Linked DNA regions of Mus musculus: regions 1, 2 and 4 are each linked to region 3. Evidence: chromatin loops called from intact Hi-C (ENCODE). Cell type or tissue: heart. All regions are shown on one strand. Region 1 holds the start of Traf4 (TNF receptor associated factor 4). Region 2 overlaps Fam222b (family with sequence similarity 222, member B). Region 3 overlaps Flot2 (flotillin 2). Region 4 holds the start of Nek8 (NIMA (never in mitosis gene a)-related expressed kinase 8).

Region 1 (5,000 bases), 110 kb before region 3:
GAAGCTCAAACTAATCCCATTTTGTTTTGTTTTCTTTTGTTCTTTTAGGTAGACTGGGACTAGGCACCAGGGAGTCCCATAACTGCCCTCAGCAGGTGCCTGTGGCCCCAGGACAGGAAGCTCAGAGAGTTGTCTGTGGTATTGACTCTTCCATGATCCTCACCTCTCCAGGCAGGGTCCTGGCCTGTGGAAGTAACAGGTACTGGGGCATCAAGGTGCTAGGGCTGCCTCCCCGCCCTCCTTGGATGCAAAGTATCTCAGTCCTTATTGCCTTCCTCCTCGTTCTAAGGTTCAGAGCCTTAGGATTTGTCTCTTGGAGCTATAGATCCTAGCAATCCCTGCAGAGACTCCCTGCGGTGGGAGAAAGGCAGGCGGCTGATACAAACTTCTGGCTCCATCCTTAGGTTCAACAAGCTAGGCTTGGACCACCTATCCCTGGACGAGGAGCCTGTTCCCTACCAGCAAGTGGAGGAGGCCCTGAGCTTCACACCACTGGGCTCTGCACCTCTGGACCAGGAGCCCCTGCTGTGTGTGGACCTTGGCACTGCTCATTCAGCTGCTATCACTGGTGTGTAGGACCTAGGCATGGGAGGCCTGCAGGGGATTCGCCGGGCTTTGTCCAGACTTCTGCACCACTGTCCTTTCCTTGCTTGTCTTCTGTCTCCACAGCTTCTGGGGACTGCTATACTTTTGGCAGCAATCAACATGGACAGCTGGGCACCAGTTCCCGCAGGGTCAGCAGGGCACCCTGTCGGGTCCAAGGCCTGGAGGGCATCAAGATGGTGATGGTGGCCTGCGGGGATGCCTTCACTGTGGCCGTTGGGGCAGGTGAGGGTGGGCAAGATGCGGGTGGACCGGATGCAGGTGGACCACGGCAGGAATATGGTGGGTTATACTCACCACCTTCCTTGTGGAGTTGTTCTTGCTGTCCAGTGTTCAGCTGATTGCTTAGTTAATGCCCCACTCTTTCCAATTTTGGCAGAGGGGGAAGTGTATTCTTGGGGCAAAGGAACCCGAGGCCGACTGGGAAGGAGGGATGAGGATGCGGGGCTGCCTAGGCCAGTGCAGCTGGATGAGACTCATCCTTACATGGTGACTTCAGTGTCCTGCTGCCATGGGAACACTCTGCTGGCTGTTCGATGTGAGTTTTCTTCTCCTATCTCACCCACATCACTAGGGTGAACCCAACTCCCCTCTACTCCCCACTCTATCTTCCATAGTTATAACCCAAATTACCCACCCAGAGCAATCTTCTGCCCCCAGAAAAATGTGGGAAATGGGGAGGGGACGCCATTTCCCCCCTCAGGGAGAAAAGGCTGCTTCTATGGCTCTCCACACCTTGTGTGAATTCTTGCTCCTAATACTTCCTGGAGCCAGTTGATAGGAAAACTTCCCTTTCTGGCCTGGCAGGAGGGTTCTGGCTCCAGGGCCCAATGAAATCAAAGAGGGCTGATGCTTGCTGTAGGCGTTGCCTCCAGAAAGGCAGTAGTAGCTTCTCTTTGATACTCTTCAGCAGTCACAGATGAACCAGTTCCCCCCTGAGGCGACAGGATGATCCAAGAGACCACCTTTGAGTATTCTGAAAAATGCAGGTGCCCGAGGAATGACTGTTGTCAGCGTCCTGGATTGTGTCGTCAATGGGGTAGAAAGGCCAGTGAAGTCTACTCTGTTCCCCCAAGTCCCTGTCTCCAAAGCTCTTTATCTTAGTAAATATCTGCAAGGCTCCAGTCTGGCAGGGGTCAACAGAAGGACGGCCTTCAAAACCTTTGCTAAAAAAAAAAAACGCACCTTTCTCCAACCACCCTCAGCCCAGTTAGAAAGTAAGTCCCTGACGGTGTCCTCTTGGAGACTCATGCCATGCTTTGGAATAGGGCAAGCCAGGGCTTGTTTGGACTGGTCATTAGGCTAGCCTAATCTCTGCATAGCTTGCAGCTGATAGGTTGGAGGGAGCCCCCTTTTCTATCTTACCCTGAGGCAAGGGTTTGCACAACCCCTGCGAAGGCACCCCTCCCCACACACACCTCTTAGGGAGGGGGTGCTGGAGCTATTTTTTTGTTTGCTGAGGAGATACTGCTGAAAGGTTGCCCTTTCCCCAGGCTATTCACCAGACCTAGACTGGGGAGAAAGGTAACCCGACCAATTTCTCAAAGGTTTCAAAGTATCACTAATAAAAATATCAAATGCCTGCTTGGCTTATGATCTCTTACTGGGTGGGTGGAAGTGGCCGCTAGACACCCCAAGACTGGGTTGGGCCCGACTGTGGTTGCAGGGCAGCGGCCAGGAGGAATGTGGGCGCAGCCAGAGGCCTGAGGGCTGGGGCCGAGGTTCCGCTGGCCCAGCGCCCAGCCCAGTTTCCTTGCTCTAGCCTGGTTTACTGGGATCCTGTTGCCAGGCTTCGCTGCCTAGCACCTAGAAGCTAGGGCCCCGGGTCCCTGAGCGGCGCGTGGCGCAGGAGACCTTAAGGTGGCCTCTAAAGTGTCAAGTCTTTGTGGTGCGACCTGATAGGCACCATCGTAACGCAAGGGGACCCGCTTCTGGAAGACTCTCGGCCACACTCGGAGTTCCAGCGGGAAAGAGAAGCCTAATTTAACTTTCAAAGCCAGGGCAGAGTTCGGAGTGCGACAGCATTCGGAGTGAGGGGTTGTGGAGTGGGCGGGGCACGAGGGCGGGCTCTAGGACCATGGGGACGCGGCTCCGCCCCCTCTTCCGGCGGGCGGGGTTGCGGACCCGGGCCGGTCTCGGCCGCCAGTCGGCGCCGCCCGCAGCCGGGAAACGCGGCCCGAGCGAGGCGCGGGCTGTGGGGCCGCCGCGTGCCCGGCCCCGCTCGCCCGTGCCCGCTGCCAGCCCGCCATGCCCGGCTTCGACTACAAGTTCCTGGAGAAGCCCAAGCGGCGGCTGCTGTGCCCACTGTGCGGGAAGCCCATGCGCGAGCCTGTGCAGGTGTCTACTTGTGGCCACCGCTTCTGCGACACCTGCCTGCAGGAGTTTCTCAGGTGCGACCCGGGGCGGTGGGCCTCCGCCGGCAGTGCAGGGGGATGAGGGCGGTGCACGGGGGACGGGCTCGGGCCGGAGACACGTCGCGCCTTTGTCTGCGAGGCCGCCCGGTGACCTCAGGAGCGCCCACCATGATGTCAAGGGGCGGCAGTGACGTCAGGGCCCTGGGGAGGACCTTACGCACCCAAGCGTAGGGTCTCGGGTCCTACCTGCCCAGCTCCAGGTAGGAAAAACTGCCTCCCCACGCTCTGGCGGAGGGAAAGCCGCCCTTCCTGACCCGTAGCCGGCCCTTCCCCCCTACCTGAGAGCCCGAGCGGCCACAGTCTTGAACTTTGAATCCTTTAGGGAAGGGAAGGACAAAGCCTCTCTCTCCCGCGCGGCACTCAAGCCGCTGGAGTTTTCACCTGTCCAACCTCTTCTTTTCCTCTCTGACGTTGAGAGAGCGGCCGCTATTGTTCTCCCATTTCAGAGATTCAAAAAAATAAGGGCTGCGATTTGCCCAGGGTCACACGATTCAAGTCTTTAGCTGGGAATCCAGCCCGGGCTGCGTGTGGCCAAGCAGTAGAGGTTGGACTGTGACCTGCAGCCCTCCCCGCCTCTTAAGTGGGGAACCCTCCCTTGGGGTCTTGAGTACAATGGATGGTTGGTACATCGGCCACCCGGGTTGGTACTGAATGCCCTGTGCCCACTGAGGATCCAGGTCCTGCCTTGCGGCCTCAGGCATCGCTCACATTTCTGGGCACCCCTGGGCGGTCTTGAGGCTCCTGGCACTGAAGGCTGCATGTTGGAGGGGAGATCGGGGAGCCCCAACGCCCGTGGAGGTCGTGCTCTAGAGCACAAGGCAGGCTGAGTCTGCCGCGGTCCCGCGAGGGGAACTGGCAGGGAAAGCAATGTGGGACTTGTGCCTCAGTGCTTCGTCCCCACTGTCTTCCGAAGCCCCTGGCTGGCGGAAATCTCAGCAGGCCCTTTGTTTTTTGTTCCTAGCAGCCGCGGGCTCCTGCTCTCACATATGCTCCTGCTCAAGCTGCTGTGGTCCCCCCTCCTCCCTTCTTTTCTCCCTCCTCCCTCTGGCCCTCCTCCCTGAAATGTACACACTTAACTCCTCTACAGACACACACGGGCCCATTGTCTTCCCGGCTCCCTTCCTGGCCCTCTGGTTTCCAGATGAGGCCAGCTGAGCCAGCCCCCTCCTCCAGCTGACCCACCCTTACTGCCTCGGGGAAGGAGCCAGGAGGGGTCTGTCAGGCCTTGTTCCCTCCTTCACCTCCTTCTCAGTCCCCTCGAGGCTGCTTCTGCCCCTCCTCCTCCCGGAAATCCCCTCTTCCTCTCCCACTACCCCCTCCCCCCATCCTGTCTTCTCCCCTGGGCTTGGGCCTCCACTGCTCAGCCAGGAGCTGCCTCTGCCTTCTCCCCTCCCCCACGATCCAGTTGTGTTTAGTGGCTTCTGGAGGAAAGAGGTGATTGAGCAGGCTCTGCCTCCCCACTATCACCCCTACCCTACAAGTTAGGTTGTCCATAGCCTTGGCCAAACCTTTTGTCCTGGCTGGGCCCCAAGCTGCAGAGTTAGCTGCTGCCTGAAGCCTAGGGACCTGCCTTAGTCCCCTTGCTGTCTTCAAAACCACCGGGTCAGCACATTCCAGAAGCAGCCAAGTGGACCCCCCTCCCCCTTGGCCCACCCCTCTTTTACTCCTGCTGCTGCTGGCTATTACCCAGATTGAGCCAGGAAGGCTGCTCCTGGGTGCAGGCATAGCTCTTTAGTGCCTCACTTGGGTCCTTCGCATCAGGGACATGGCCAGTAGTGTGGACCAAGAGGAGGTGCTTTGATGGACTGGGCACCTGGGATATGGACTGCCCAGGCTCTGGACAGTGCTGTTACAGCAGGGCCGCCCTGTAGTCTCTGCTTCCGCCTTGAGGCCTACCTGACTCAGATCTGCCAGGAATGCAGAGCCTGGGGGCTTTCAGTCTTGCTGGGTGAGCCCATGCCTTGCCTGGGCCATGGCAGTCAT
Region 2 (5,000 bases), 91 kb before region 3:
TGTCGAGGCCGTTCACAGTACGACGAACGTGTTTCCGCTGGGGAACCTTCACACTGTTGGGGAAGATTTTTATAGTCAGTGGGTTGTTTGCGACCTTCTTAGCATACGCGTCCAATTCGGCTGGGGTGGGATAGTGAGCAGTTCTCATTTTCTGTGTAGTGTCCCCTAGAGAGAGAGAAAGAGAGAGAGAGAGAAAGAGAGGGAAGGAGAGCAGAGAGGAAGGGCTCATCAGTGCCAAGCCAACCAGCCTTCCTAGACGCCCTACTGAAGCCATGACGACAGGATGCCAAGCCAACCAGCCTTCCTAGACGCCCTACTGAAGAGATGGGGCAGGGGGCTGTCATCTACAGCATTCACTCTAGATAAAACCACAGTCCCCACAACCACAAGCACAGCTGACACTCACTGGGGACGCACACTAGGCCAGGCCTGGGAGTAACCCTCACTACTACTGCAGGGGGCAGGACCACTGGGAGCCTGTTTCAGAGGTCTCTATGGATCAGGGTGGAAAAACAACTTTCCAAGTCTCTAGCTTGGAAATCTAGAGTGTAGCCGGTTCTCATGGACATCACCAAGAGTACAGCATGAGGCTCCAAGTTCCCACCTGCCCGGACGGTGCAGGGTTAAAGCTTTAAGCAGAGCCGCCTGCCAGTGCCCTCCTCAGTCATTCCTGACACTGGTTAAGGGGACACTCTTAGTCCCTAGGCAGACATTCAGTCTGCAGTGGCTAGCGAGGCAGCTGGGGTGCTTCGGCCATGGGTGTACAGGCCCATCTGGCACAGGGAATAAGATGCTTTCTCAGGAGAGAAGGAGGAAGCTGCCAACTCTCCCACTCACAAGTTCACGTCTGTTTACAGTTTACTGGGGGCCTGACTGGCTGAAGATCAAAAGGCTTTATTTATTTGCCTATGTGGAGGACAGCAGGGAGGGACTGAGAAGACGACACAGGCCATCTCTAAGTCCTGGGTGGCAAACACCATCTGTATTTCATCCATGGCAACTGTCACTTTCCAAAAAGGAGAAGGAAAGATTTGCCTTCCTTTGGAGACTGCAGGAATACCCACTCAGTGTGCTTCATTAATGTTAACAGTCTCCTTGTTCTCATCTCCGGGTGCCTCCCATCAGGGGACTCCAGCGGATGCTGGGTTTCCAATCCAAAGGGAACATTTTCCATAACAAGACCTCTTTAAGGATGCCAGGCTCCCTCCTACAAGGGAGCTCTGCTGTTTTCTTCTCTCAGAGAAGGGGGTCTACCCTGAGCACACACAAAAAGAACTTAATAAACACTTGCTGAATGAGTAAGTATACGCACTGCCCAAAGCAGAGGAAAAATGGCTTGGCACAGAGCCTGGGCTCAGCTGGCTGACTCCCTCCCTGCTTCCTCCCTTGGCAGAAAGAAGCCAGGAAAGACCAAGGGCTAGTCTGTTAGTGCCCAGCTGGTAGCTCTGGTTGGCCTTGGCCCAATGGAGCCTCCATTCAGAGCCATGTCACCGGGCATCAATGGAGCAGAAGCAGACCCAGGGGAGCATGGTAGAAGAACTGGGGGGGAAACTGCTGTTCTCTGAAGCAGGAAAAGACAAAGTTCAAGTCTAGGAGAAACAAGTATGTGGTCCCATGCTCAAAAAGCAGACCAGAGCTGGGGATGTACCCGGCTCCGGCTACGCTTCCATCTCATCAGCCTAAAACACTGTCCAATTTACCTTGACATCAACCAGCTCATTTAGAAGAAATTGTTACCAGAAAACTCTCTAAAAGACACAACTTTAAAAGCCACCCAAATGATTTCTTTGGCTCTGGTTAATGTCAGCAGCAGCAGGGAAAGAGGCAGGGCCTTGTGACATCACTAACAGTGGCCTGCAGAAGTCCCTGTCTTCAGACAGACCTTTACTGAGGCAAACCCAGGATTCCTGGTTTCATCATGGAAGAGAATTTCAGGAAAAGTGAGTATCCTGAAAAAAAAATCTATTAAAAAAAAAAAAGAAAGATTTATTTATTTATTTATTATATGTAAGTATACTGTAGCTGTCTTCAGACATTCCAGAAGAGGGCATCAGATCTCATTACAGACGGTTGTGAGCCACCATGTGGTTGCTGGGATTTGAACTCAGGACCTTTGGAAGAGCAGTCGGTGTTCTTAACTGCTGAGCCATCTCTCCAGCCCTCAAAGCATATTTACAACGGGCATAGACACCATCCTAAGTCACATTATTTAGAGTGTATAATTCATTACAAGGTTTAAAGACTGAAAATTTTTGTTTTAGGTCTAAATGTAAAAAATTCTTTTAATATCATTTTGGCCAGTAGTGGTACATGCTTTTAATCCTATCATTCAGGGTGCAGAGGCAGGTGGATCACTTCAAGTTCAAGGCCAGCCTGGTCTACAGAGAAAGTTGCCAGCCAGTACTACATAGGGACTGGTCTTATACATTAAAAAAAATTAAAATATGTTTTATGCTACCATGTCTGTAAGTGCCTCTGGAGGCCAGAAGAGGGCGCTGAACTCCCTGGAACTGGAGGATGGACTACTGTGAGGCACCAGTGTGTTGGAAATTGAATCCAGGTCCTCTGGCAGAGCAGCCACTGCTCTTCACTGCTGATCTTTCTCCCTAGCTCCACTAAGATACATAAGTTGGGGTTTTTGTTTTGTTTTGTTTTTTAAGAATTTCATTTTGTAAATGAAGATGTAAGGTAGATTTTTGAGTACTTTTTACATCTGGGAGAGTGAAACCTGTGTCTAGGGAAATGTATGTTGCCTCACTGGTGGAGTCAGGACAGATAGAACAGGTTCCTGGGTAGACAGCCTCTTTCCTTCCTTCCCATTTCTAGGCACATTTTCTACCATTCTATTCTACCTCATCAAAACTTACAGAGCAGGCGGAGTTCTGGGCCGGCATGCTCTGTAGAAAGTTCCAGGACTAAATACAGGTGGTGGTGCAGGCCTTTAATCCCAGCACTTGAGAGGCAGAGGCAGGCGGATTTCTGAGTTCGAGGCCAGCCTGGTCTACAGCATGAGTTTCAGGACAGACACAGACACAGCTACACAGAGAAACCCTGTCTCGAAAAACCAAAAAAAAAGCAAGCAAGCAAGCAAGCAAACAAAAATACCAACAACTAACACAGACTTTTCTCCCTCTTGTTTTAATTACTGATTCTTGTTTCTCTTGTGTGTATAACTGTATGTGAATGATATGGAGGGATGTCAGAGCACAATTCTGTGCAACTGGTTCTCTCCTGCCACCTCTATGTGGGGTCTGGGAGTTGAACCCAGGTAGCTAAGCTTGCATAGCAGGCACCTTACCTACTCAGCCAGGTCAGCAGTGCCCCACTCCCGTTATGCTTTTGGAATCCAGACTTCATCAGACAACAGGGCTGTCCCTGAAATGGCAGAGACCCTCCTGACTCAGCCATGTCAGTGTTAGAATCCCAGGTGCAAGCCACTGTGCTCAGCTCCCACCAAGCCCACACTCACTGTGTTTCTGGCTCATGTATGTCTCTCTCCTGGTCTCTTAACGTTCATATTTATATCTAATTTAAAGCCTTCATGGGTCTAGGGCTACACTTGGTTAGTAAGGTTCTGGTTTGGATCCCCCAAAATGCATTAACCGGGCATGATCTTGTATACCTATGATCCCAGAACTTGGAAGATAGGAGCAAGAAGAATCAGAAATTTAAGGTCACCCTCAACCTCAAAGAGAGCTAAAGGCTAGCCTGGGATACGTGACACTCTATTTTTCGTTTTTTCTTCTGAGACAGGGTTTCTCTGTGTAGCCCAAACTCAATCTATAGACCAGGTTGGCCTCAAACAGAGATCCACCTATCCTTGAGTGCTTGGAATAAAGGCATGTTCCATTGCCACTTGGCTATGACACTAAATGAATGGATCAACTGAAACCTGTGTGTGTGCATGCATGCATGTATGTACATGTGCATCTTCGAGAGTGCGTGTGTTTGTGTGTGTCTGTGTGTTTCCCGTGTGTTTACCTGTGGAGGCCAAATGACACCAGCTACCTTCAACAATCACTCCTCTATTTCATTCTCCCTCATTCTTAAAAAAAAAAAAAAATCAGTACTTTGAGAATTTTGTATAACTATTTTGATCAAATTCATGCCTTCCCCTACAGATCCAATCCTTACTACCATAATTGAGACAGAGTTTGTAGCTCGTTAACTCCAAAAGACTAGCCAGCTAGTAAGCCTCCCAGATTTTTGTAAGCACAGCGGAGCTTGGCTTTCCTTGGGTACTGGGGAGCCAAATCCAGGTCTTCCTGGTGGCAAATGAGCTATCCTCTTAGTTCGTAAAACCTACCTTATTAACCTCTAACACTGCCTCATACTAACTATTCCTGAAATTCTTTTTGGGCACGCGCGTCCGCGGAGGCCCAGCCTGTGAGCATTCTGGAACTGGCTGCAAGGGTTGTTAAACATGAGCCTGCGGAAGCAACCCCCTAGCGACTTCTTAAAGCAGATCATCGGACGGCCAGTTGTGGTGAAATTAAATTCTGGCGTGGATTATCGAGGGGTCTTGGCCTGCCTGGATGGCTACATGAATATAGCCCTGGAACAGACAGAGGAGTATGTAAATGGACAGCTGAAGAATAAGTACGGAGATGCGTTCATCCGTGGAAACAATGTGCTGTACATAAGTACACAGAAGAGGTGGATGTGAGACACCAGGAGGCACTGCTCTTCAGAGATGGACAGATGAAGTGGTTTTGGTTCTCTTACCATCTTAGTTGGCCTGTTTTCATGGTGGCTGGTGGGAGTTTGTTTGTTTGTTTAATTGACATTGGAATAAGATAGAGGTATTGCATTACAGATTGACTCTTAAGTTTTTCACACACACAAAAAAAGAAATTCTTTTCTGTTGCTTTGCAGCATAGTAAAATAATAATAATTAATAATAATAATAATAATAATAATAATAATAAATGTAGCACTTAGGAGGCAGAAGCAAGAGATTCCCTAAGTTCAAGGCCAGCCTGGTCTCCACAGAGAAACTC
Region 3 (5,000 bases):
TATTTTTTATATGTAGGATATATATTTATTAAGTGAAAAAACATTTATTATGTGCATTTGTCTACTGAGTTATCATTTACCTTCTTTATAATTAAAAAAAAAAAAAAAGAGTTTCCTGGATGGTAAGGAGGATTGTTGTTTGTTTTAGGAGTTATATAAAACTGTTTAGTTTTGTTTTGTTTTTTAAAAAGCCAAAACATGCTATTATTTCTAATTTGTAAGTGATCACTCCCCCCCCCTGCCCCCCGCCTTTTCTGGGTTAGAATGGTTGGGAATTTAATCTAGTGCCTTGGCATGCTAGGCAGTCACTCTGTCACTGAACTTCAGCCCTTCCCCCTCCCTTGCTTTCATTTTGAGACAGGCCTTTCATTTATTCCAGACTGGACTTAACTATGGAGCCGAGAATTACCCAGAGCTACTGATCTTTCTGCGTCTACCTCCCAAGTGGCTGGGATTACAGGCCTGCACCATTACTAAAGGCTTGTGAACTGCTAGAGGTTTATGAATGCCCAGGGCACTGTGCATGGCAGGCAAGCACCTCATTAACTGAACTACATCTCCAGTCCCCTTTTTCTAACAGGGTCTCATTCTGTACCCCAGGCTGGCCTTTGACTAGCACTGGTCCTCTTGCTTGTGTCTCTTCAGGCTTCTGATTTCAGATATGTTCCCCTGCACTAGTGCCGATAGGATGCAGGCTGTGAGGTACAGGTAAAATAATTTTAGGGTGTATTTGTCTCATTTTTACAATTTTTTTAGATGTATGAGTGTTTTGCTTACATGAATGTCTGTGTAGCACATGCATGCCTGGCGCCCATGGAGGTTGGAAGACATCTGATTCTCTAGTATTAGTGTTATAGTTATTTTTAAGCCATCATGTAGGTAAATTTAACCCAGTTCCATGCAATAACAAATGCTCTTAACCACTGAGCCATTCCTCCTACCCCACATCCTGTGGGTTTCTTTTGACGACTGTAGTTACTTTGGTGGTCTAATATGTCAATTTATTTCATTCTTGTTTTTAGACAGGGTCTAACTCTGTAGCCGAGTCTGGCTTTGAACTTGTAAAAAAGTCTTCTTGGCTCTACCTTGAGTCCTGAGATCACAGGCTCAACTGTCTCTCTTTTTAGACTGGTTTTCACATAGTTCAGGCTGGCTGTGTAGCTGGTGATGACCTTTAACCCCCAATCCTCCTGCCTCTACTTCTCGAGTGCTATTGGAGATCTGTGCTGTCAAGCCCATTTTAGTATTTTAGGCAGGATCTCATTGCATAGCCTTGGCTGGCCTGAACTTGCTATGTAAACCAGGCCAGCTTTAAACTCAGACCCATATGCAGTTGTATCTGTGGACAGACAGAACAATGGAGTCAGTTCTCTTCCTTCACCTTTCTGCAGGGTCCTGGAATTGGAACTCTGACAGTCAGGATTTTATGAAAGCACTTTGACCACAAACCACCTCCTCAGCCCCATGTGCACGTTTGTGATATGTCTCTGTGTGTGTATGCATGATGTGTGTGCAGGTGCACGCACCCTTTATTACTCTGCCTTATTCTATCGAGAGTTCTTTTTGGCTAGGCTGACTGTCCGCAATCTCCAGCAATCCTATCTCTGCCCTAGTCTACACTGGTTCCAGGTGTGTGTGGATACACTATGTCTTTATGTGGGTGCTGGGGATGAGAACTCAGGTCCCCATGCTTGCGCAGCAACTACTCTTACCCACGCAATCATCTCCCTAGCCCTGCTCTTGTTTTTCCATTAAGAAATCTTGCCGGATGTGGTGGTGTATGTCTGTAATCCCAGCATTAGGAAAGCAGGAGGAAAATGGAGTTCAAGGCCAGATATATAACATAGCAAACTTGAGACCAGCATGGGCTGCATGAGACCCTGTCTCAAAGCAAACCCCTCATACATTACTGAGGTCTTCAAGATTAAGTTGTTTACCAACAACAAAACTAAAATTTAACTTAGAATACAGGCATCCCTATCAGAGTTCATGCTCTTAAGCCCGAGAATCGGGCTGTACTGCTGAGCAGACTCAGGACTGGCAGAGGACCTGTTACCCACTCTGCATCCTCCGCCCCCTTGCCTCAGTGCCAAGGTCAGTCTCTACTGAGGGCAAGGCCAGTGTGCTGATGCCTCCCAGTGGCTAAGGAAGGAAAGAGCAACCCGGATGCCAAAGTGATTAATGTGGCTGGTTCTTGGTCCTTACTTTCTCTCCTCACAGAATATACGATGAAAGGTGTGGGTATAAGAGATCTTTATTTTCACCAGAGGGGGACAGGCAGTGGGGTAGTGCAACATCCAAATCCCGGACCAGACATGCAGCATTCACATGCAGAACAGCTACACAGGCTGGGCAGGGCCAGGGGTGGGGACGGGGCCCACGGGACACCCTTGTACCCCTACTAGGACACCAGGGCATTGGCCTCTTCAGCCACCAGTGGTGCAAAGGTATAGAATATTTAGCTGCTTCCCATGTCCCCATTATTCTGGCCAAGAAAATGGCATTGAGGGAATGAGGTTTGGCCAGTCTACAGCACTTGATTCTCTTAGGGTTGGCACAGCCCTGGCCTCCTGGGAGAGCTCCATGCACTAGCAGGAAGAAGGCCTATAAACCTTACTTGTCCCCAACAGAGCTAGACATTGACCCCAGAAACACTTAATGGGATCAGACTAAGACCCACCCACCAATCAAGGACAAGCCAAGGGAAGGGATGTCCCTGAGCACAAGCAGGGCCTCCTAAGGCAGTAGTAAGCTGAGGAAGCTGCTATAGACAGGAGGCCTTGCTTCTGTGCCTCCGTGATGGTGCAGGGGACAGGGGCAGGTATGACAGCAGGCCTGGGCCTCGGCATGTCAAGGGCATTACTCTAGGGCCAATAGGCCATGGCCACTCAGGCCTCAAAGGGCAAGAGCGTGTGGGTTGTGGGCTTCCCGCAACAGCGTTCAGCACTCGGAGATTCAGACCAGGAGAGAGGAGAGTGGGTGTCCTACCTAGGACCCTTGTACCCATGCTGGGCTCTGCCAGGGCCAGGGAGGACAGACAGATACATGTAGAACTTGAAGGCACCAGGATTCTGAGGAGCAGCGAGGCCACTCCTCACAGACAGACAGTGATTATCATACACAACTTCAACTTCAGTTAAAGTAGATGATGTGTGTGAAGTTGGGGAGAAAGGGGAGAGAAACAGATAGCCAGAGGAAGAGGCACATATGGCAGATGAGGAGACAGGCTGGATGAAGGTGGCCATTAATGTGAGGGCATGGGAGAGAGGAAGGCAGACAGGAGAGAAAGGAAGATAGCCAGAGATGGCCTGAACACGCAGCACTTCTGGTCCCTACAAAATAAGGCACCAGAGTCAGAAATGTTCTCGCTGTCCCTGTGACGTTAAAACAGGCGCTGGAAGGGCAGGCAGCTGCTGGAGGCTGAGTGTGCAGGAGCCTCACACCTGTGCACCAGTGGCGTTCTTGATCAGGGGTATCTGCAAGGATGACAGATGGTGAGGGCTACTTCCCTGAAGCCACCAGCCTCTCCAGTCTGGGCTGTCTAGGGATTCCCAGCACCGCTAGGAAGGTGCATACCTTTGAAAGGTCCACACCGGTGAGGGCGTGCACAGAGGCTGGCAGTTCTGCTAGCAGCCGGTTTACTTCTGATGTCACCTTGCTGTTGTCCCCACTGAGAACCACAATCTCATCGACTTTAGTCAGGGGCGCGGAGATCTTGGCAGCAATCTAGGAGATGGGGTGTTTGGAGGGTTTAGTGAGACTCTGCTTGCCTGTCCATCCCACTTCTCCACTCCATGTTCCACACACCCAAAGCAATGCGGGCAGCAAGGGATGGCTGCAGACAGCCTGGGTCTGCAGGAGGGATCCTGCCTACCTGCTGAGGGTTTTCCTCACACCCTCCTGATGATCCTGGCACTTGCCATTGGTCAAGCAAGGAGATTCTAACTCTGAGTGCAAGCTTGGATGGGAAGGAACCTCACCTGGGGCAGGGCCTCCAGCACCAAGGCCATCTTGGCTGCATCCCCATACTTCTGGTAGGCCTCAGCCTTAAGCTTCATCCGCTCAGCCTCGGCCTTGCCCATTGCCTCAATGACTGCTGCCTCTGCCTCTCCAATTTTGCGAATCTTCTCAGCTTCTGCTTGTGCCAAGAGGACTTGTTTCACCCTGAGGGAGCCCAGGACACGCAGTTCAGTTAAGAGATGCTGGGGCCCAGCGCCCAGCATACCCTCCAACTCCGTTCTGATGGCCGTTAGGGATGGGAGCCATTTGAAGGTGATGCTCTGTCCTGCTAGCTCTTGTGGAACACAAGCTACTAGCTCCCAACTCCAAGTGGGAGGGGTCTAACCACAAGGCCCCCTGTGCTAAGCACTATCCCAAGGAACCCTGGACTCTTAACTTATTGAACCTCCCAGACAACATGCCTGGGGGCTTATCTGCTTTGTAGAAAGGATCAGACTTGGACAAAGGGATTGCATAGCTTCCAAGCTGTAGTGGGGCAGTGGAGAGCTCTCCTGACAGAGGTCTGGTCAGCCTGCCTCCTGGGCCCAGGCTCTCACTTTTCGCCCTCAGCGATCTGCTGGATGCGGTGGGCCTCAGCCTCTGCAGGGCGGCGCACGGTGGCGATGAGCTCCTTGTCGGTGCGGAGGATCTCCTGCGCCTCCACGGCGATCTGCTTCTTGCGCTGTACGACCTCAATCTCAATCTCTTCCTGCCGGATCTTCTGTTGCTCGCGGGCCCCTTGCAGCTCATAGGCCAACTGGGCCTCAGCTGTCTGGAGCAGGAGGATTGGCATGTGAGAGGGCAGTCAGCACACCCCGAGTCCTGTGCCCGGGGACCTCTGGCTTCTCACCTTGATGTTGACTTCCTCGCTGAAGGCTGACTTTTGAAGCTCAAAGGCTCTCTTAGAGTCAGCGATCTTGGTGTCTGCCATGAACTTCACATCTAGCATCTCCTTCTTGCATTCAGCTTCCTGGGGATAGCAAGGGTATAGTGAGGATTAA
Region 4 (5,000 bases), 120 kb before region 3:
ACCAGGGTCATTTATTATAGACAGGTGTTGGTTCTCCTGGGACACTGCTCCATCACAGGCTCAAAGGACAAGCTTTACAAGAATTCCTTCCCTGCTACAGGCTGGTGTGAAACCAATACCAGGGTTTGGAAGAGCAGAGGGGTTATTTTAGAATTGTCAGCATCCATTTCAGGGCAGTATGGGTTGGCAGGCTTTTGGACAGTGTCTTGTCCTCACCCATTTAGCCATGCCCAACCGGTTGGTCTGCTTCCCTCAACCCTTGCCCAAGAACAGGACTTCAGAGAGCTTTCATTAGTGTTTTCAATAGTGTGGGTGTAAGCTTAAGGTGGAAAGGCTGGCCCCAGAATACACCCAAGCTTGGGGCAGAGTACTAGTTTATGTTACAGAGCAATTGGCTGTGCTTGCCATCCCTTTTACAAGTCCTGGGTTCTACTTTCTCACTCAGTCAAGAATTTGTCTTTTTGTTGGCGCCTGGGTGCACGTTCAGGGCAGAAATCAGAGCGGAGGAGGCGAGAAAAGTAGATGATTATCATCAAGTCCAGCATGAGCAGGATGGCCAACAAGAATGTGCCCAGGGTCCTCTGGCCAGCATACTGTAGGAAGAACTTGGTGAGGTAGGCCTGAGGGGCCAATCGGAAGAGGAAGTACATGACCAAGTTGATATACTTGTTGACCTTGTAGAGGAGGAGATCCTGAGCATTGTTTATCTTCATCATCATCCTTAAGGTGAGGAAGATGTTGCTGACCTCTACCAGTAGTGTTAAGACGCCACCACCAACAAATCTTTTCCAAAAGATACCAGAGAAGAAGGCGCCCATAGCCTAGGGGACAAGTGACAGAACAAGGGCCCATGAAAACAGGTCATATCAGTCGGAAGCTGAGGAACACCAACTTTACTGCTAAGGTTTCTTTATTCACTAGCGTTAGACTTTGTCCACGAGGGTCTAACTCTGTATGACATCCTGGTCTGTTTACCTAGATAGTAGATAGGCCTAGGCACTCTGCTGTCCCCAGAAGGTGTTTAAACATTGAGAGAGTCTTAGGCAACTTAGAAGTCAGACGCTGCTGGGTTAAGATGGCCTCCCTCCCTGGCTCCAGGGGTTGTGAAGATTTTGCCTGTGTCATTTCACCGGGTTCTCCCTTACCATGACATGATGAACAAGGTATTCCCAAGAAGCTCGAGTTTGCTTGCTAACCACAATGTCCACTGTGTCGTGGATAAAGTATCCTAGTGGAGAGGTAGGGAAAGAGGAAAAGACTGAACACTTTGAAATTATCTTCCAATCTAATCTTAACCTTCTTGGGCATAACCTACCTGCAGAGAAGCAAACAAGCAAATAGCCAGAAGCTGACCACGCTGTTTCAATCTCCACCAGCATTTCAGGGGTTTGCCATAAGCTGGAATAGAGAAAAGGGATGTTCTCGCGGTTGTAGCCTCCCGGAGGACCCTCGCCTCCCCCAACAGTCTTGCCAGTCCCAGGGTGCTCTGTGCGCCTACTATTGGCTGGTTGAAGAGTAAGGAGGGACTTGGCCAAAGCCCAGGTACCTTGGGTTTCCCACAGCCGTTCTTGGTTGGGTAGTTTTCCAAACGGAATCAGGTGAGATCCTTGGCGTCTGTTCACCCGTGATGGGAATAGCAAGAGGGAGCCCAGTCCGAGCACCCCGCGAAAGATCCCACGGCCATCTCATTTACCCCGGGTTGTTCACTCACCACAGCAGTGCCCAGATCCCTGATACAATGGAGTGGGTGAAAGAGACGAGTAGGTTGTGCCAACGCCAGGTGCGCAGGGGGTCGGTTTGCACGTGTGCAGGCTGGGGCAGGCGACAGAGCACGCGCCGGAGTGCCCGGAAGGTCAGCGTGGCGCCCAGGAGCAGCGGCCAGGCGGGGTGGAACAGTAGGGGCATGCTGACCCTTCCTGCCGTCTGTCTGTCCGCCCCTTAAGCCGTCTCCTCCGACAGTTCTGGGAACACCGTTCCTTCTCTGGCCAGCGCGCCACGATCGTTTCTGCCGCGGGCCGCCAGCCCCACAGTTTCGCGGAGCCCTCAAGGCCCCTTCGCTCCTCCCCGCGTTCCCAGTGAGGCCTCTGCCCGCCCCTGCCGCCCTCGCCCCCGCCCCGCCCCGCCGCCTGCCCCCGCCCCTCGGGCGCCTCTGCCGCGAGGAGGGCGCGAGGCCGGTGTCCCCCAGGGCCCCGCCCGGAATCGGCCGACTTCGAGCGCGAAGGGGCTGTCCTCGCCATCGTTGCCGAGGCACCCTGTCTGGCGCCTCCCGACATCCGAAGGCGTCCTCGGCCGCCCTCGTGCGTACGGCCCCACTAGCCCACTTCCCGACTTTCTCTGCCGCCACCAGCTCCTACACCCTGGGCAGGTTCTGCGAGAACGCTCCTCTCTCAACTCTTTCAGGGCAGAGCTGGGCGGGACCGTCGCACAGACCGGGCTGCTGAACGCTAAACCCGGGGGCTCAGGAGCGCCGCCTCAGACCACGGCTCCGCCCAGACTCGATTCCTCTCTTGGACCGGGATCGACGTGTTTACCTGCTTCTCCCGCGCCCCGCACGAGTGGTGCTTAGGAACTGTTGAGTCACCCACCATCACCACACTTCTCCCCATCGTTCTTGGGCTCCTGGAACACAGCGGTTGTCACAGTCCTCCCTCAGACAGTCCCAACCCTCTTCTGGCTCCTTGGAGGCTGGGGCGGGGAAGGCTGCCGATTTGCCCAGACAGCTGGGGTGACCCTCTCTCCAGGGCAGCGGCCTGGAGTAGATGCGGCTTCTGGCCACTAGGTGTCAGTCTGTCCTCACTGTGATGCGGGATCCAAGCCCGCCTCCACTCCAGAGAGTAAGGCAGTTGCTCTGCGGAGCGGGATCGGCAGACCAGGAGAAAAGGAGCAACCCAGAGGCGGTGCTGAATGAAGGGAGTGTGCCTTTGGGAGGTGGAAGTGGACAACGAGGGCAAAAAGTGGGGACTAGGAGAACGGTGTTTCAAGATGTTGAGGGGCAAAAGCCCAAGCTCAGACTCCCAGGCACCTATGCCTTTTGGGTATTTGCTGCCTTCCCTGATGGTTCCAGGGTTACACATTAACTCCCAGAGGTCCCCAGGGTCACTCAAGGCCCATTCGGTTACTAAGTGATAGCACGATGTAATGTTTTGTGTGAGCGTTTTACCCCAGCACTCCCTCTTTGCTTCCCCAGCCAACTCCGGCCTGAGCCAGTGACCACAGGTTCCCTCCACGTAGGCTAGTTTGGGGCGGGGCAGGGACAAAAAATAAACAACCCTTCTCTCGCCCACTGAGAAATAGGAACGTTGTTAGCTAAGGACCACCTCCTGAATACTGACATTTTATAACTCCCTTAGAGCTGCAGGCGTCATGAAGAAGTCAGGATTTCATTCATCCTGGTCGAAACCCTAGCAGCGATACCAACCAGCCCACTATTTCTGGACAGAAGCATAGAACCTTCTCTGGGTTTCCCCCTACCGCGACGCTATAAGTTTTGAGTAAAGCTCCGAGTCCCCCTACGGCAGCGTTTTGTGCGGATTCTGAGAAACCGAGAGCACTGTGCTCAGTAGTTGTTACAACCAAGAGACCACGTCATGTACTCTTCAGGTGAATCAGTTTGTCCAACTGGGGTTTTCCCGGTCCCTCCCTCGGCAAACACCAAATAACGCCGCTCCTCTCCCCACACAGACCGGCTCGGTTTTGGTGGTTTATACTTTACGTGCCAATCATGAGAATCCCTTTATCTTTCTGAGGTAGTGCCAACTCGTCCCGGACAGTGGGGACTGTATCGATCTTCGCATTCCACTCGCATTAGACCTCTGAAAGAACAATCTTGTTTTTTTGCCGGGCAACATAAGTGGGCGCCTTATCGCTCCAGTCTAACTACCTATGCCCAAGTCACGCGTGTGCGATGTGGCTGGTACGGTTCTGAGCACTGAGGGACTCGTCAAGAAACCCAGAACGACTATTCTCTGATCCCTCGTTGGGGAAACACGACTTAGCCTCTAGGTTGAGTTCAAAGTCAGAGAAAGACGCCGGACTCGACAGACGCCCCCGTTTCGCCGGCTCCGCCCTGCAAAAGTTTTACAGCAAGGAGGAGGAGCTCCCAGATGGGAGGGTCCGCGCACGCGCCGCACCGGGATTCCAGAAGCGTAACTGAGAAATGAGATGGAGAAGTACGAGCGGATCCGAGTGGTGGGAAGAGGTGCCTTCGGGTGAGCCAGGGCGCTGGGGAGGAAATGCTAAGGGAGAAATTAGGGCCCTAATTCTGACCAAGAAATCGTGGCCCTGTTGGCTCCGCCCCGAAGCCAGAGCACCACTATGGGATGCCCCGCCCAGGCATCCGGTCCTTAGGTTTAGGCGGGAGGCCCCGCCCACAGCCAAACCACGCCCTCCAGACCAGCCTGTGCCCTTGGAAGATAGTTTTTCCCTGTAGATTGGTTATTCTTTGCTTCAACTGATAATAAGCGTAAACTGCACAGGTCAGACTGCCCGGAGTTTACAGTTATGACCAAAACAGGCGAGGTACTTCCCCTTTACGAACATAGCCCATAGGTAGTTGATCCAAACAAACAAGATATTGTTAAAACAGTTAATGAAGTTTGAGCAGTTATCAACAGTAAGAGACCGTGCACCAGGTGGGGTGGTACACGCTTGTCATTTCAGTACTTGGGAGCAGATGTAGGAGCATTGCTGTGAATTCGAGGCCAACCTGGACTACATAGAGATTGTCTCCAAAAGAAAAGACAAGCAAGAGCTGAAGAGATGGTTAAGAGCACAGACTGCTCTCCAAAAGGTCCTGAGTTCAAATCTCAGCAACCACATGGTGGCTCACAACCATCTGTATAATGAGATCTGACGCCCTCTTCTGGTGTGTCTAAAAATAGCTACAATGTACTTAGATATAACAAATCTTTAAAAAAGAAAAGAAAAGCAGTTTTTTTTTTTTTTTTTTTTTTTTTTTTTTTTGGTTTTTCGAGACAGGGTTTCTCTGTATAGCCCTGGCT

The links. Hi-C counts contacts between places; a loop is a spot of excess contacts. Peaks named below come from ENCODE experiments on the same cell type or tissue, not always from the same donor. Only the 100,000 strongest peaks of a DNase experiment are listed, where the experiment ranks them.
Region 1: it touches region 3 in a loop (2.8-fold over the local background); 21 of 42 quality-filtered maps call a loop at or near these places.
Region 2: it touches region 3 in a loop (2.9-fold over the local background); 18 of 42 quality-filtered maps call a loop at or near these places.
Region 4: it touches region 3 in a loop (7-fold over the local background); 19 of 42 quality-filtered maps call a loop at or near these places.

Annotation. Positions count from the first base shown.
Region 1 is chr11:78,163,291-78,168,290 of GRCm38, reverse strand. Traf4 (TNF receptor associated factor 4) reads left to right here and starts at 2,741. Exons shown (of 7, transcript NM_009423.4): 1 at 2,741-2,993. The coding sequence starts at 2,851. It overlaps Nek8 (NIMA (never in mitosis gene a)-related expressed kinase 8), which reads left to right. Exons shown (of 15, transcript NM_080849.3): 11 at 49-199; 12 at 405-568; 13 at 670-828; 14 at 983-1,141; 15 at 1,514-2,185. The coding sequence ends at 1,542. In heart, a CTCF peak has its summit at 2,732; DNase peaks (open chromatin) are centred at 2,690, 3,680 and 4,370; H3K4me3 peaks cover 3,509 bases; H3K27ac peaks cover 3,105 bases.
Region 2 is chr11:78,148,862-78,153,861 of GRCm38, reverse strand. Fam222b (family with sequence similarity 222, member B) reads right to left here. Exons shown (of 3, transcript NM_145430.3): 3 at 1-165. It also overlaps the pseudogene Gm12571. Among named protein-coding and RNA genes, the nearest start is that of Traf4, 14 kb to the left of the region's middle. In heart, a CTCF peak has its summit at 2,493 (motif pointing right); DNase peaks (open chromatin) are centred at 831 and 1,371.
Region 3 is chr11:78,057,671-78,062,670 of GRCm38, reverse strand. It overlaps Flot2 (flotillin 2), which reads right to left. Exons shown (of 11, transcript NM_001040403.2): 7 at 4,850-4,969; 8 at 4,557-4,771; 9 at 3,981-4,164; 10 at 3,577-3,726; 11 at 2,237-3,476. The coding sequence ends at 3,438. Among named protein-coding and RNA genes, the nearest start is that of Mir144, 13 kb to the left of the region's middle. In heart, a CTCF peak has its summit at 2,140; a DNase peak (open chromatin) is centred at 2,090; H3K27ac peaks cover 758 bases.
Region 4 is chr11:78,175,768-78,180,767 of GRCm38, reverse strand. Nek8 (NIMA (never in mitosis gene a)-related expressed kinase 8) reads left to right here and starts at 4,102. Exons shown (of 15, transcript NM_080849.3): 1 at 4,102-4,208. The coding sequence starts at 4,162. Tlcd1 (TLC domain containing 1) reads right to left here and starts at 2,110. Exons shown (of 4, transcript NM_026708.2): 1 at 1,712-2,110; 2 at 1,316-1,398; 3 at 1,146-1,228; 4 at 1-821. The coding sequence starts at 1,905. The coding sequence ends at 438. It overlaps Mir7653 (microRNA 7653), which reads right to left and starts at 1,941; the gene lies at 1,881-1,941. In heart, a CTCF peak has its summit at 4,832 (motif pointing left); DNase peaks (open chromatin) are centred at 1,697, 2,157, 2,767, 4,327 and 2 weaker places; H3K4me3 peaks cover 4,579 bases; H3K27ac peaks cover 3,792 bases.